Regions from separate parts of the Mus musculus genome. Here region 2 is linked to region 1. Evidence: chromatin contacts called from ENCODE Hi-C or POLR2A ChIA-PET data. All regions are on one chromosome and are shown on one strand. Each heading gives the region's core, a stretch centred on a gene start or an enhancer-like site at or near the end of the contact. The rest is flanking DNA. Distances are from core to core; before and after follow the strand shown.

What was found. Hi-C counts contacts between places; a loop is a spot of excess contacts on that map. ChIA-PET counts read pairs that join two places held with the same protein, here RNA polymerase II (POLR2A).
Region 2: a loop to region 1 is called in a map of heart, with 1.9 times the contacts of the local background. The contact joins the promoter of Ing1 here to the enhancer-like site in region 1. A Hi-C loop is called at or near these places in 1 of 37 maps with a recorded cell type or tissue (heart). POLR2A ChIA-PET finds 5 or more read pairs at or near these places in 1 of 5 experiments (Patski).

The regions. Positions count from the first base shown.
Region 1 is chr8:11,266,578-11,272,931 of GRCm38, reverse strand. It overlaps Col4a1 (collagen, type IV, alpha 1), which reads left to right. Exons shown (of 52, transcript NM_009931.2): 2 at 5,276-5,335. All of the region lies in intron 1 of Gm32709 (a long non-coding RNA gene), which reads right to left. Among named protein-coding and RNA genes, the nearest start is that of Gm32709, 8.5 kb to the right of the region's middle. Within about 2 kb of position 1,856, at least 1 of the 3 ENCODE cell types and tissues checked has a DNase peak (open chromatin) inside an H3K27ac peak, as active enhancers do; it is heart, where a contact is called at or near this core.
Region 2 is chr8:11,552,149-11,558,442 of GRCm38, reverse strand. It overlaps Ing1 (inhibitor of growth family, member 1), which reads right to left and starts at 1,986. Exons shown (of 2, transcript NM_011919.5): 1 at 1,398-1,986. The coding sequence starts at 1,533.

The DNA of each region.
Region 1 (6,354 bases), core at 607-3,106:
GTGGAATCCCTCTGCCTCAGCCTCCCAATTAACTGGTACTACAGGCCTGTGCCATCAAAGCTGACTCAAACCTAATCTTTTAAGCAGTTATTATTTAGGCGGTGATATTTGACCCCATATTGTGATCTCTACTTAGTTATGTTAATTTTCTAATTCTATATAGTTGAGGAGACATTCTATGGATATTTCCAGTTTTGTACAGGGTTGCATCCCCTGACCATAGCACCCATAGCACATGAAAGGGCGGCTCACCATTCTTCCTTCATTGGTGTGTGCTTTTAATTCTGCTCTGGTAGCCCTGAAATGCATGTTTCCCCATTCACATATTTCTTTGGTTGGGTAAGTAATTATTCTGAAGACCCCTGAGGAAGCGCCATGACAGGAAGTGCAGTGGACTAGCGACATCCTTAGGAAAGTATTTTGACATTTTTCACAGGATAGGAAATGTGAAAACAAATCTGAAAGATAAGCCGTCGAGGCTTTGCAGAGCTCCACATGTCCCTATTTGGAGGGATGGGAAACATAAAAACTGTTCAAGCGGATGTTTGGTGCCCATCCCCATCAGCAGCAAGGGAATTTCAGAAATGCAAGGACATCCTGTGTGCTCCTTCCAAGCCTGACTCTGATAGCACACATGTCATGGTTAGGGAATCTGTAGGGCAGATCACCTCTGCATGGTGGCATGTGCTCTGCCTCGCTCACACAGTGCTCTGGCACAGCAAGCATCTTGTCACTGGCCTGTCACATGGCGTCTGGTGATGTCTTCCGTTCAGGGACAACCTGGAAGAGTCTTCATCTCACTGAAGGCCATTGACCTCTATCTATGTCCCCTACCTTCTTTGGCAGGAACACTGTGCACTGTGAAGTTGTCAACCTACCATAGTTTACTTATGCCAGCATGGCTGATGGGTCTACTTTCTGGAAACCTTGATGGGAGTGTTTTGCTAATACAGGTCGTTTTAACCTGTCCCGAGAGGTTTGCAGAGACAGAGAATATAAAAGGTATTTGAACTGGGGATTATTCCCTAGGGCCTTCTGCATTCCTTCAATATTGTGCCTTCTGCTTCTGTTTAATGTGGCCTCGGCTATTGGAACATTGTCTGTGCCCATGTCTGAAAGGGGACTGGAGGCAGTACTGGTTACACTCTTGTTACTATGAGCAAATACACCACAGGAAGCAACTGAAAGAGAAGAAGGGTGTACCCTGGCTCACACTTTGAGAGATGGTCCACCATGGAGAAAGCATGGGAGCAGGTGGCTCCTTAGTGCCAGAGGCGTGCCGGTGGGGCACTTTGCTTCACATTTTGGTGGAACAAGAAATACAGAGAAAGAAGTTTAGCTGAGCTATCAAGCCTCATGACCCACCCCAGTGACCCACTTCCTTCATTATGGCCCTGATGCCTAAAGGCTCCACACCCTACCAACATAGTGTCACCAACTGGAGACCATGTATTCAAATACTTGAGCCCAAGGGAGAGGCCATTCAAACCACAACACAGGACTTGGGGAGTGTGCTCTCCTGCCTGCTTCCACGTAGAGATCTTTGCATGCTCCCACTTCTGACTGCAATGATGGGTCGAGTAGGGAGTGGCGAACAGGACTTTCAGAAGAGACGTGGTTTTCATTCAGTTCCCTCCAGTTCTGGAAACGTAATTGTTTTTTGTTTCGAGCTTGAAAGCCCTCTGTGGTGCCTTCCCCTGTGTAGTTGGGTTCTTCACTCTCTAGTCTGTGGATGGTCGACTTCTGTGAGAGAGACTAAGTCTCATATGGCTTGTCCTTTGAGGTTACGAGGCCACATTCCAGGGCCCCAAGTGGGCAGCGTTCCTGACCCACTTCCTCTTGCCTGAATCTCATGGGAAGCAAGAACAGGACTTAGCTAATCCAATTGACCCTAGGAGGGGAAGGGACTGTGCAGTTCACAGAATGTTCCAGTTCCTCCCGTTCTAGAATCTGAAACAGATGGGGCTGGGAGCTGGTGGGCGTGGCCCAGTGTGCTCCAGACAGGGAGAAGAATGAGCAGGCCTTGTAAAGTCCTTCAGATCCGGAGCCAAGGGGGCACCACTGGGTTCACCAATGGCATACATCTTTCCATTTTGCTGAGGGGCCTCAGGAAGTCAGGAAGTTGTGTTTGTGACACAACTCTTCTCATGTGAAGTCCCCAACTTAACCTCAAACCTATGCAAGCCATAAAGTCCTAGCAGGTCACCATGTGCGGAAACAACTGTGAACAAAGACTCGTGTTTTAATTAGTTATTTCGGATGTAAATGTCAGACCTGACTGGACAGGGTCTCAGGGTCTTAGCTCTGATGGTTTTACCTCTGTGCCCTGGACTATAGCAGAACAAGCCCCTGTGTTGGGGAGAAATCCAGCAAGGGCCACTTTATAAAAATGGAAATCATGAGGGATCCAAATAGAGACATTTCAGCCTTAATCCTACTTGACAAAGTGAACACATCACAGGACCTGTGGCTGTTTTTCTAAAACATGATGTTTGTTTCCAATCAAGTCATTTACAGAAGATTCAAGGCCAACCAGAATAGGACATAGGATGCGTGGTCTCCAACGCTTCTCTCGGTCAGGTTGGTGGTCTTTTTCCTGTAAGGCCAGCACCAGGAAAGCTGAGCAGAGCATTTAGAGTTCGAGGCCAGCCTGACTTATATAACGAGACCCTGTCTCCACTTCCTGCCTCCAAACATTTTTTTCTGCTTTTTTTTAAACTTTCTGAAAAAGCAAATCATAATTTATATGCTATTTGAATAGTCAACTCATCTGAATTGCTTTCTGGAGACCAGCACTTGGTAATAAGATTTCCTGCTTGCCTAAAAAATGAAAAAGATTTCCTTCGTCAATGAAGATATCCGTGTTGGCTCTAGGATTGGACATCTTTGTGTCTAGGCTGTAGGAAGAGGGGGCTCTCTATCTCTTTGGTTCTGGATTCTGTCAAGAGTTTCTTAAGACCTGGAGTAGGTCCCAGGCAAGATGCCTACTAGTAACCCTCCCCTCTGGGCTTCTGTATTGTAGGCCTTGGGCTTCACTGTCTCTGCCCAGGATGGGGATTGCAGTGTCTACTGAGCTTGTAGAATCCCCTGAGGGACATAGGAACAACTCTGGGAAATTGGTCAGAAGGCTTCCTGCAGGTGACTGGAATTGTGCTTCTTAGATGGCAGAAGCTTCAGAAAATCCCAGCCTCGCTACGCAGCAGTCTTTAGCTAAGGAGCTCCCCTTGGCTTTCACAGAGAAATCTAGCAACCCGAGGCTGTTGTTGAGTCTCTGCTAAATGTGGGCGATTGGGAGCCATTTCTCACACAGACCCTGCAGCTCCTGGAGTCTCTTGTTGGGCTAGTTTCTCTGAGTGAAATCAATGGGGGAAGGGTGAGGCCCTGTGCAAGTTAACGAGTGGGCTAGACTGCCCTGGCTTCAAAGCAGCAGGTTTAGGGAATGGCAGACACTAAGGAGGAGGATGGCCTTCCACCTGGGGGACTTGCACTTGCCTACCTTCTGGTGTTCATGACTCCATAGAAGGGATGGACTCAGCAATGGGTGGACATGCCACTAGTTATTAATTAGTAACCTCCTTTCTCAGTGTGGGCTTTCCTATCCAGGTACTTTTGATAAAACAGCCTGAACCAGCTTCGTGGCAAGCTCAGGTTGTGGTTAAAGGCACAGGGTATCTCCTGATATCAACATTTCATGGGGTCCAGGTAGTCAGAGGTGGGGACAGTTAAGTCAGTTTAAGTCTGCTGAGGTCCCTCGGAGTTTTTCTCTGTGTGTTCTAGAAGGTCCTTCTTCAGCTCAGGCTAAAGCCTTTGGCCCTGCTGGTGACTGGAACTCACATTCAGAAGCAGGCGGAGCACAGGGAGGTGCCTGACATTTGAAATGTCAGGAGGACTATGAGAACGCAGGCTGAAATGTCTGGGTTGTGAGTCAGAGAGAGGAACAGACCTGACCACTGGGCTTTACTTGGCTGTCAAGTGTCCCCATCTACAAAATATACAATTAAGAACAGCTCACCGTCCTGGAGGCACTTGTTGGGCTCCAATATAAAATAAGTGTCTCCAGATGGGGTTGTTTTGGGCAGAGGATCTCCATGGTGATGCTGCTTGGAGGATGCTGTTAAAAATACAGGCTTCTCGTGAGCCAGGGACCATTATTAGCACACGTTTATTTTGAAGGAACCGTTACCACCTGAAGCAGACTATGGGTCTGAATTTTATTTCCGAGCTGACACGGCGCCTCTAATAAAGCTTGCTAAATGGTTCACCCTGTGTCCTCTCCTCCCTTTCAACACCACATCGCCGTCTATAACGGTTTAAAACTTGGATTCTACCAAGCGCTTTGCAAAGTGCGGCGTGCGTGTCTCATTCTGTGCTTGTTTTTTCTCCTCTTGGCCACTTTACATACCGGAAGCTGGGTTGGGTCCAGATTTCAATCTTGTCTTAGCATGTTGTGTTAAACCTCCATTTTGTGTCCGTACCTGAGAGGCTGGGATGCTTTTTACATGTGACCGTTGCTAGGTTCTCACTGTGCGTTTGAAGAAGTTCCTCTATAGCTCTTGCTGATGTCTGTTAGCAGACAGCAAATGCGGTTTGTAATAGCTTTCTTTAGATGAATATCCAAGCTTCCATTTAATGTAAACACTTGAGCATAAAAGTCCGCTCCTCCCTGATTCTTTCTCTAGTCTTTTGCAAAGTTTTAAGTCCTTGGAAACACAAGCAAAGCCCATTGCATGGAGCCCTGGTTCTCTTGTGAACTTAGGTGTGAAACCCTTAAATCAGAGTTGAGCCTATTGTTTGCCTTGCAACACTGTTCACACAATCCCTAGGTGAGTCTGTTTCCAACAGACAAAGGACAGCCAGCTTTGTAACATGTATCATTGTATCACTGAGTCCAAGGCCTTGAACCCTAAGACCCAGGGATTTTTCTATGAAGAGTAACTTGGTGTTATTCAGATCCAGGTTCTGTGGGACCTTGCAAGTGGTGCTAGGGGGGACTTGTCTCGTGACTGGAGGAAGATGCTGATGGCATAATTCAAATCCTTTTAGACATTACATTCATTTATTTATTATGGGTCAACGTGTGTGTACCTGTGCCTTGACACACGTGCAGTCAGAGGACAGCTGGCCAGGGTGGGTTTTCTCCCTCCATCACGTGCGTCCTTGGGGTTGATGGCCAGCGCCTTTATCCACAGACCCATCTCACTGGCTCTCAGTTCAAATCTTGACAATACTTTGAAATGGATCTCCTGTTTAAACTTTCTTTCTTTCTTTCTTTCAGGGCGATTGTGGTGGCTCTGGCTGTGGAAAATGTGACTGTCATGGCGTGAAGGGACAAAAGGTAAGAGCATACACTTTACAATCCTGTCCACATGCTGCCCCTTCCCCTAGATCCTGAGCCTAACTGTATTATCAGCAGCTGGGGTCAACTTCCTTCCTGTTTTAACAATTTCTCCAGAGCAGCCCAAGGGAAGCAAAGTGTTGAACAGCATTCTGAGCTTGGTTATCACTGCAACAGGAGCTCTCCAGGGATCGCTGTAATCAGTGGAAAGTCTGGATAGTCTCTTCATGCTGACTGTAGCCGAGCAAGTGGGCAGCTGCTGCACCAGTTTTTGACTCAATGGCGCTTTTTGGAATAGACGAATAAGCACCAGATTCAGTGTGTTTTTAAAAGAAAAAAAAGTTCCTAGATGCTTTGAAGGCTTTATGTTCAAATTAATATTTTTAAAACAAATTTTCACCGTTTACCTACTTGCCTAGATATTATATATACATATATGTATATATAAGCATTTGTTTCTCAAATTTAAAACGACAACTCTCTAAACAAGCTCACTTCCTGCTTATTTAAGAATCGTGGATCCAGGAAAAGATATTTTTCTTGCTTCTTGGTGGGCCAAACTCTCCTTTTATTTTTTTAAATATAATTTTGTTATTTGACAATTTCATACATGTATATAATGTAGCTTGATTATATTTGCCCCAAATGTTCCTTTCCCATCATCCCTCAGGTCACACTATGGAAGCCTGGTATTTGAAGCCAGGAGTCCTAAATGACACACAAATGTCTTCAACTCCCAAGGACCTTTTTATTTATTTTTTTCCCTAAAATTTTAAAATGTCCACACATTAAATTCAGTTGGGGTTTGTCGTCCTTAGAAATAGGATGGGGTCAGCACGCAGCTCAGAAAGAGTAACAGCCACCTAAGTGGCAAAGAATGTCACAGCTGGAGAAAGGTTGTGATCAGATTCTGGTGCAAGCTCTCCAAGGTCCCCAAGGGACAAGGACAGTGAGTGTTACAGTGCCCAGTCCCTTCTCTGGACACTGGAGGATCTGGGGTAGATTACCACATGGCTTTG
Region 2 (6,294 bases), core at 737-3,236, 290 kb before region 1:
AGCCTACGAGACTCAGGAAGCGCGCCCCGCCCTGCCCCGCCCCGCCCGAAGCCTATGTGAGTCGACGACGCTGAGGGCGGAGACCAGGAGGTACACCAATCAGCGCGCAGAGCCAGCGACGGTGGCCCGCCCCAGCAGCGACAGGAGCCAACCCAAGGCCAGAGGACGGGCGACCCGAAGACATTCAAATCAACTCACCTCCTCTCTCCGCCCGGCCCTCTACCAGAGGAAAAAAAAAAAAAAAAAAGCAGACAGCGGAAACACAGACTGGAGCGAGTCCCGAGCAAAGCCCGCCCCCATACTGCCCGCCCCCCAATGACTCTGTAGCACAATGATAAGGACATTCCACGGGGGATGTTGCGACCAATCAAAGGGCCGCAGAGGCGGAACGTTCCGCAATATGCTAATGATTCTCCTATAAACCGAGCTGCGAAGCTGCATCTCGGATAGAGCGCGCAGGGGCGCTTTCCCCAGCAAGTCTCTGTATGCAGTGCTGGGCAGTGGCCCTCCACCACCCCCAACTCTTCCGTTTCCCTGCTGCGCAGTTCTGTAAACAAGAGTAAACTCCGAGCGGCCATCCACGTTCAAAACAGAGCCCCCTGACCTCACAGCAAAGTTTCCCCAACAGCCAACAGTTCCCGGCGGGCACGCAGGCTCCGCCTCTTCGCCACTCTGGGCAGCCCGGGTCTTCGGGTGGGCTGCAGGTCCCTCACCTGCCCCGCTCCTCTCCAGCCAGAGCCCAGCTCGCGTCCACCGATCGCAGCGCAGTCGTACACCTAGTCGGCTGCGATCCTCCCTTTCACCCTCTTCCTCCCCAAGACACACCGCGCCGGCGCCCCTCGCAGTCGGCCCGGAGCCCTGTCCAGAGCCAAGAGAGGGCCCAGGAGAGCAGGGCCTGGGCGATCGCGCGACCCCGAGTCAGGACTGCCCAGTACTTTATGTAACACTTAGAACCAGAACCTGGCGGGAGGCGGCGACTCTCCGGACCCGCACTCAGCTCCGCCGGAGTACGGCCCGCAGCCCTCTCTCTAGCCCGGTGCCCGCGCCCTACGGCCGCGGCGCCCGCATAGCACTCCACCTCGCGCGGCCGCCTTCACCCCCTCCCCGAGGACGCGGCCGAGCCCCGCGCCCCCTCCCCCGCAGCACCGCCTCATCACTTCACTACAAAGAGCGCTTTGGTCGCGCAGCCTTGCAGCCAGCCGTTCGCGCTCCTTCCTTCTCCATGTCCCGGAGCTCGGTACACAAGGACCTCGGCGTATCAAAGGCGCTCCAGACCTTTTGTTCCTAGCCCTCCGAGGACGCTACCGGGCGCTCCGGCTCCAGCAGGACCGGTCAGCCTCGCCGCCGGGACCCAGGGATGGACGCGGCCGCCCCCGCCCATCCATCACCCGCCGTACCTTGGTATTTGGCGTCGATCTCCCGCATCAGCGAGACGTTCCTCTGCAGGTCGAAAGGCAGTGACTCGATTGAGTCCAGGTAATCCTCCACATAGTTCACCAGGTGGATCTGCTCCCCGTTGGCAGGACTCAACATGGTTCACCCCGGAGGTCCCCGGCGATTCGGCGGCTTTCCGCTTCCTCCACCCCCCGCCCCCCTCAAACAGCACTGCAAAATGCAAAGCTCTCTCGCCCTTCCGCGCCCCCCCGCCGCTCCGGCCGGGCTGGCCGGCGGCTACATCTGGCGCCTGCCGCGCCGCCTCCGGGGCCGCGGGGACCCCGGCGCCTGCAGGCGCGGGCCGCGGCGGCCGAAGCTCAAGCGCACACCCCGCCGGCCGTGCAGGCCCCCTCCCGGGCGGCGGGCGGCGCGGGGGGCCGTGCGTACTAGCGCGCACACACCCAAAGAGGGCCGGCCACCGCCGCCCACCCGCCACCAGCGTGGAGAGCGGAGAGAGCGGGGCCGGCTGCGGGAAGGGCGCGCTCCGCCGCCCGCCTCGCCGCACTTGTCCAACGTGGAAAACCCAAATACCAGTTTCAAACACTTGGGAAACATTCAGCCCCGCGCGCAGCGCGCATGCGCCCCGCCACCCCTCCTCCCGGAGGCGGCCCCGCCCCCACCGCATTCACGCCCCTCACCGTCCCGGGCCGGGGGGCGGCGGGCCGCGAGGCCGGCCCGCGCGGGGGCGTGGCCTGTCATTGTCGCTGGGGGCCAGGGTCGCCGAGGGGACAGCGGCGGGGTCGCCTGGGCAGGGGAGACCGGCGACGCGAAACTTTACTAGGAGTTTGACACTCGGTGGCGGACCTACTGGGCGGAGCCGCACGCCGGCCGGGAACCGCGGGGTGCTAGCCTGCTCCTCGAGACACGCCGGGGCCGGACGAGCCTCCAGATCGCTGCCTTCAAACCGACTAACCTGAGAAGAGCCACCCTCCGCTGGGTTAACTGCATTCCCCCGCCTCCTAGCGCGGTATAAATAGGGCCCCCGAACAGAAATGGCAACGGCGTCAGCCAATCCCCTTGCGACTCTTACCTCTGCGGCCAATCTGGACGAGAAGGAGGTGTGGTGGGATCGGCAACGCCCCCCGCACGCCTAGTACTAGAGAGCTGTCCTCTTCCAGGAGGGACGAGCGGGCGGAGCCGAGCGAGGCGGAAGTGGACGCGCAGGCGCAGCTCCCTGGCGATGGATGCGGACCCGCGCGGGAGGGCAGCTATCGACACGCAAAGGGACCACCACTCCCAGCATCCTCGGCGCCTCCACGCGCCTGCGCCTTCCGCCCCCATCGTCCCTTTGTGTCGCCTCCCGGTGCTGGGTTTAGAATGGCCTGGAGACAAAGGGGCCCCCGAGGGGTGCTCTTTTCAGCGCGGAGATCTACGGTGGGCGGGCTGGCGGGAGCAGCTCTTCTCTGATCCTAACTAGCTCTTCCCCTCCCTGCCGCATCTGAGGCTGCCCATGTCCTCGTCACACTGAGTTGGCAGCGGGCACCGCAGTGTGCTTCCCGCAGGGGAGCACAACCTTCAGCTTCCCATCCCGCCCTTCCCCCACAGCTGCCGGATTTAGGGCTTTCTGAAAAGCCCGGGCAGAGCGAGGGGTTGCCTAGGCGACGGGCCCCGGCGGTCCCGCCCTCTTCCTGCCTAGGCACCGCCCTGGGGCGGAGCCTGGCCTGTGGTCGCCACATTCGCGCCTTTGTATGGCTGGGACTGTGGTGCGGCTGTCCTATTCGCCCCTCTGAGTCCCAGGTCCTCAATCTTGCTCGGCCGCCTGGGCGAGAGCGGTGGACCCGCTGCTGTGGCCTCAGGTGCGCAGGGCTGGTGATGGCGCTCTGCCTCGCCTGCGGTGTCTGCTGCGCCGGGTCAGCTCGCAGCCTTCAGCCATCTGGAGTTTGCCGTGTTTCAGCCTCAGGCATTCATCCTCCGGCAGAACAAGACTCACCGCTTCAGAACTAGAGGGTGTAATTGGAAAGGATTTGGAACAGGTTCAGGAAACACTGTGATGCCCTACCCCCTTCGGCAGGTGTGAAAGTACTCCATGCAACCCCGTGACATCTACGACATTTCCAACGCTGTATATCTTAAATAGAGTCTTGTGGAGGGTCATAACGCAGCCAGAGACTGTCAGTTGAGTTAGATCGTTCAGATTGGGTCGTTTGCTTCTGAAGCACAGGGCAGTGCATTTCTGCAGGAGGAAGTTCGCTTGGCTGTCTGGTGCTGGTTTTTACTAGCAGAACCAACTGCTTTCAGCCCTAGTCAAAACCAGAATAATGAAGTTTTTCCACGTAATTGCCAGAAGAAAATAGTTGCACAAAAGGCTAACTGCATGGCTTGAGAACACGACGTGTAATTAAGTGTGGAGAGGGGTACAGAACTGAATATGAAATGTGGCCTTTTCCTCAGATCTTATAACCAGTTTAAAGGCACAATAGCAATTAAGAAACAGGTATTTTAGTCGCAGCGTGCGTTGGGCCATGAATGAACATTTATCTAGGTTTAATGAAGATTAGGAATAGTTGACCTTTTCCAAAGATAACCAAGCTGGAGTTTGAACCTGGTTATCTTTCAGAGTTACATATGCTTTAATAACCATTCCATTCTGTTTATTGAATTCATGGACACACAAACCCAAAAGGTATTTTATTCAATTGACCAGAATTATTTCACAAGTGCCTGTCACATGCTAACTACAATGTTTTTACATTCTGGAAATAGATTGGCAATTGTGTACTAATTAGCTTTATAAACTGGCTTTCTGAGCAAGCTCAAAAGACCAATTGATAAAATTAACTTACATCAAGCTTTTGTATATTTATACTGTATAGAAAAGCAAAGGCTAGGGAGATGGCCGAGTTAACCTGAATTAACCCTTGAATCTACATGGTGAAAGGAGAGATTGAACCCAGATCACAGAGTTGGTCCTCTGGTCTCCGTGTAAGCACCATGTCCCATGTACCCTCCTGCTCCATACACACTAAGTGGATAAATACAATTTTTAGGAAAACCTATTTCTGTACAGCAGAGACTAGGGAAGCAATGAACATCACCCCAAAGAGAGTCTGGCAAAACATGAATGAGGGACTCCTTGCAATGGTTTCTGTTTGGAGGTGTCTCCCTTGCAAGGCTTTGGGGACACTGGGCAACCTCCTGCTAAATGTCTACTTTTCTCACTTCAGGGAGCCTGAGCTGGGCTTCCATTTACAGCCCAGCCTGTAACTACATGCGTAGTTTTGTTTTATGTGGTTGTTTGTTTGTTTGAGACAGGGTTTCTCTGCATATCCTTAGCTGTCCTGGGACCCTAGCTCTGGGTACTAGGCTGACTTCATACTGTATGCAGGCTTTTTGATTTGATAAGAAACAGGCCTGGGGCCAGCAAGATGGCTTAGCTGGAAAAGACCATCAAGCTTGACAACTTGAGTTCACTCCCTGTGATCCCCACATGGTAGAAAGGAACACCCCCAATGTGTCCTCTGACTTCCACATTGTCATACATATATAAATACATGTAATTTTTTTAGGAATGGTGACTTGAACTGGGTTTTCTCTGCGGTATTACTGTGATAAATCACCCTGATTCATCAATTCACCCAATCAGTCTGTGCACAAGGTCAATACACAGGCGGAGTGCACGGTTAAGCACCAGCGAGTGGGTTATATTTATCATTTTCTGGTTTTTTTTTAAGATCTATTTATTTATTATATGTAAGTACACTGTAGCTGTCTTCAGACACTCCAGAAGTGGGCATCAGATCTCATTACAGATGGTTGTGAGCCACCATGTGGTTGCTGGGATTTGAACTCTGGACCTTTGGAAGAGCAGTCGGTGCTCTTATTCACTGAGCAACCTCACCAGCTCATTTTCTGTTTTTTTTTTTATTAAGATATTTTATAATCTGTGTATGGGTGTTTTGTCTGCATGTGTGTCTGTGTAGTGTGTGCACGCAGTGTCTGTAGAAGCCAGAAGGCAGCATCAGATCTGGAACTGGAGTTACAGGCAGTTGAGAGCTGTGGATGCTGGGAATCAAACCAGAATACTATGGAAGGGCAGCCAGTCCTCTTAACTCCTGAGCCATCTCTTCAGTCCCTACAATTTTTTTTTTTTTTTAAAGATAGGTTAATACTATTCTTTAGGCTGGACCAGAACTCCCATGGAGTCCCAGCCTGGTCTCAAACCCCTGAAGAGTTTTAGCTTGAGCCTCCCTTCAGGTTCTAGGATCACAGGTGGGAGCCATCACACACATCCCACAAACGTCTGAAGGACTCTCCGAAGGCTTAACAAGGAGCAGACTTTTTGCCAGTTGAGGTGGAACACATGAGAGTCGGCTTTGCAGCAGACAGAAAACACCATTGTTGGTTTTGAAATCATGATCTCCTGTGGCCAAGCCAAACATGCCAGCCATTCAAAATCATGGAAGGTTTGGCTCCCAGACTTCCTAGAGCTGTTTTTCTAAACTGCCGGCCCCGGCTCTTCCCCGGCTTCGGCATTCTGGCCTGCGGGTTCTGGGTTTTAAACAGGCACACCTCATATCAGAGGCAACGCTTTCTCTATCAGGGATCTCACTGCCTGCATAGGAAGTTTTGGGGGTACTTTCTCAGGCCAAGCTCCTTGCTGAATTTGCGGGATACAGCAAGGAGTTCAATTTACAGTTCCGAACTGAAGGAGAGGGACAAGCTCACACTTGTAGTCCCCAAACTGGGGGAGACTGAGGCAGGAGGGGCTTAAAGCCAGGTAGGCTAGAGTCAGCCTGGGCTACTGAGTGAAACCGTTGCTCAGCAACTGGGGTGCAGGGTACAGAAAGAGAAGTTCACATTGCCATAGAAGTGAGACAAATAAGTGCACACACATTTACAATGACAAACTGCCACGATGGC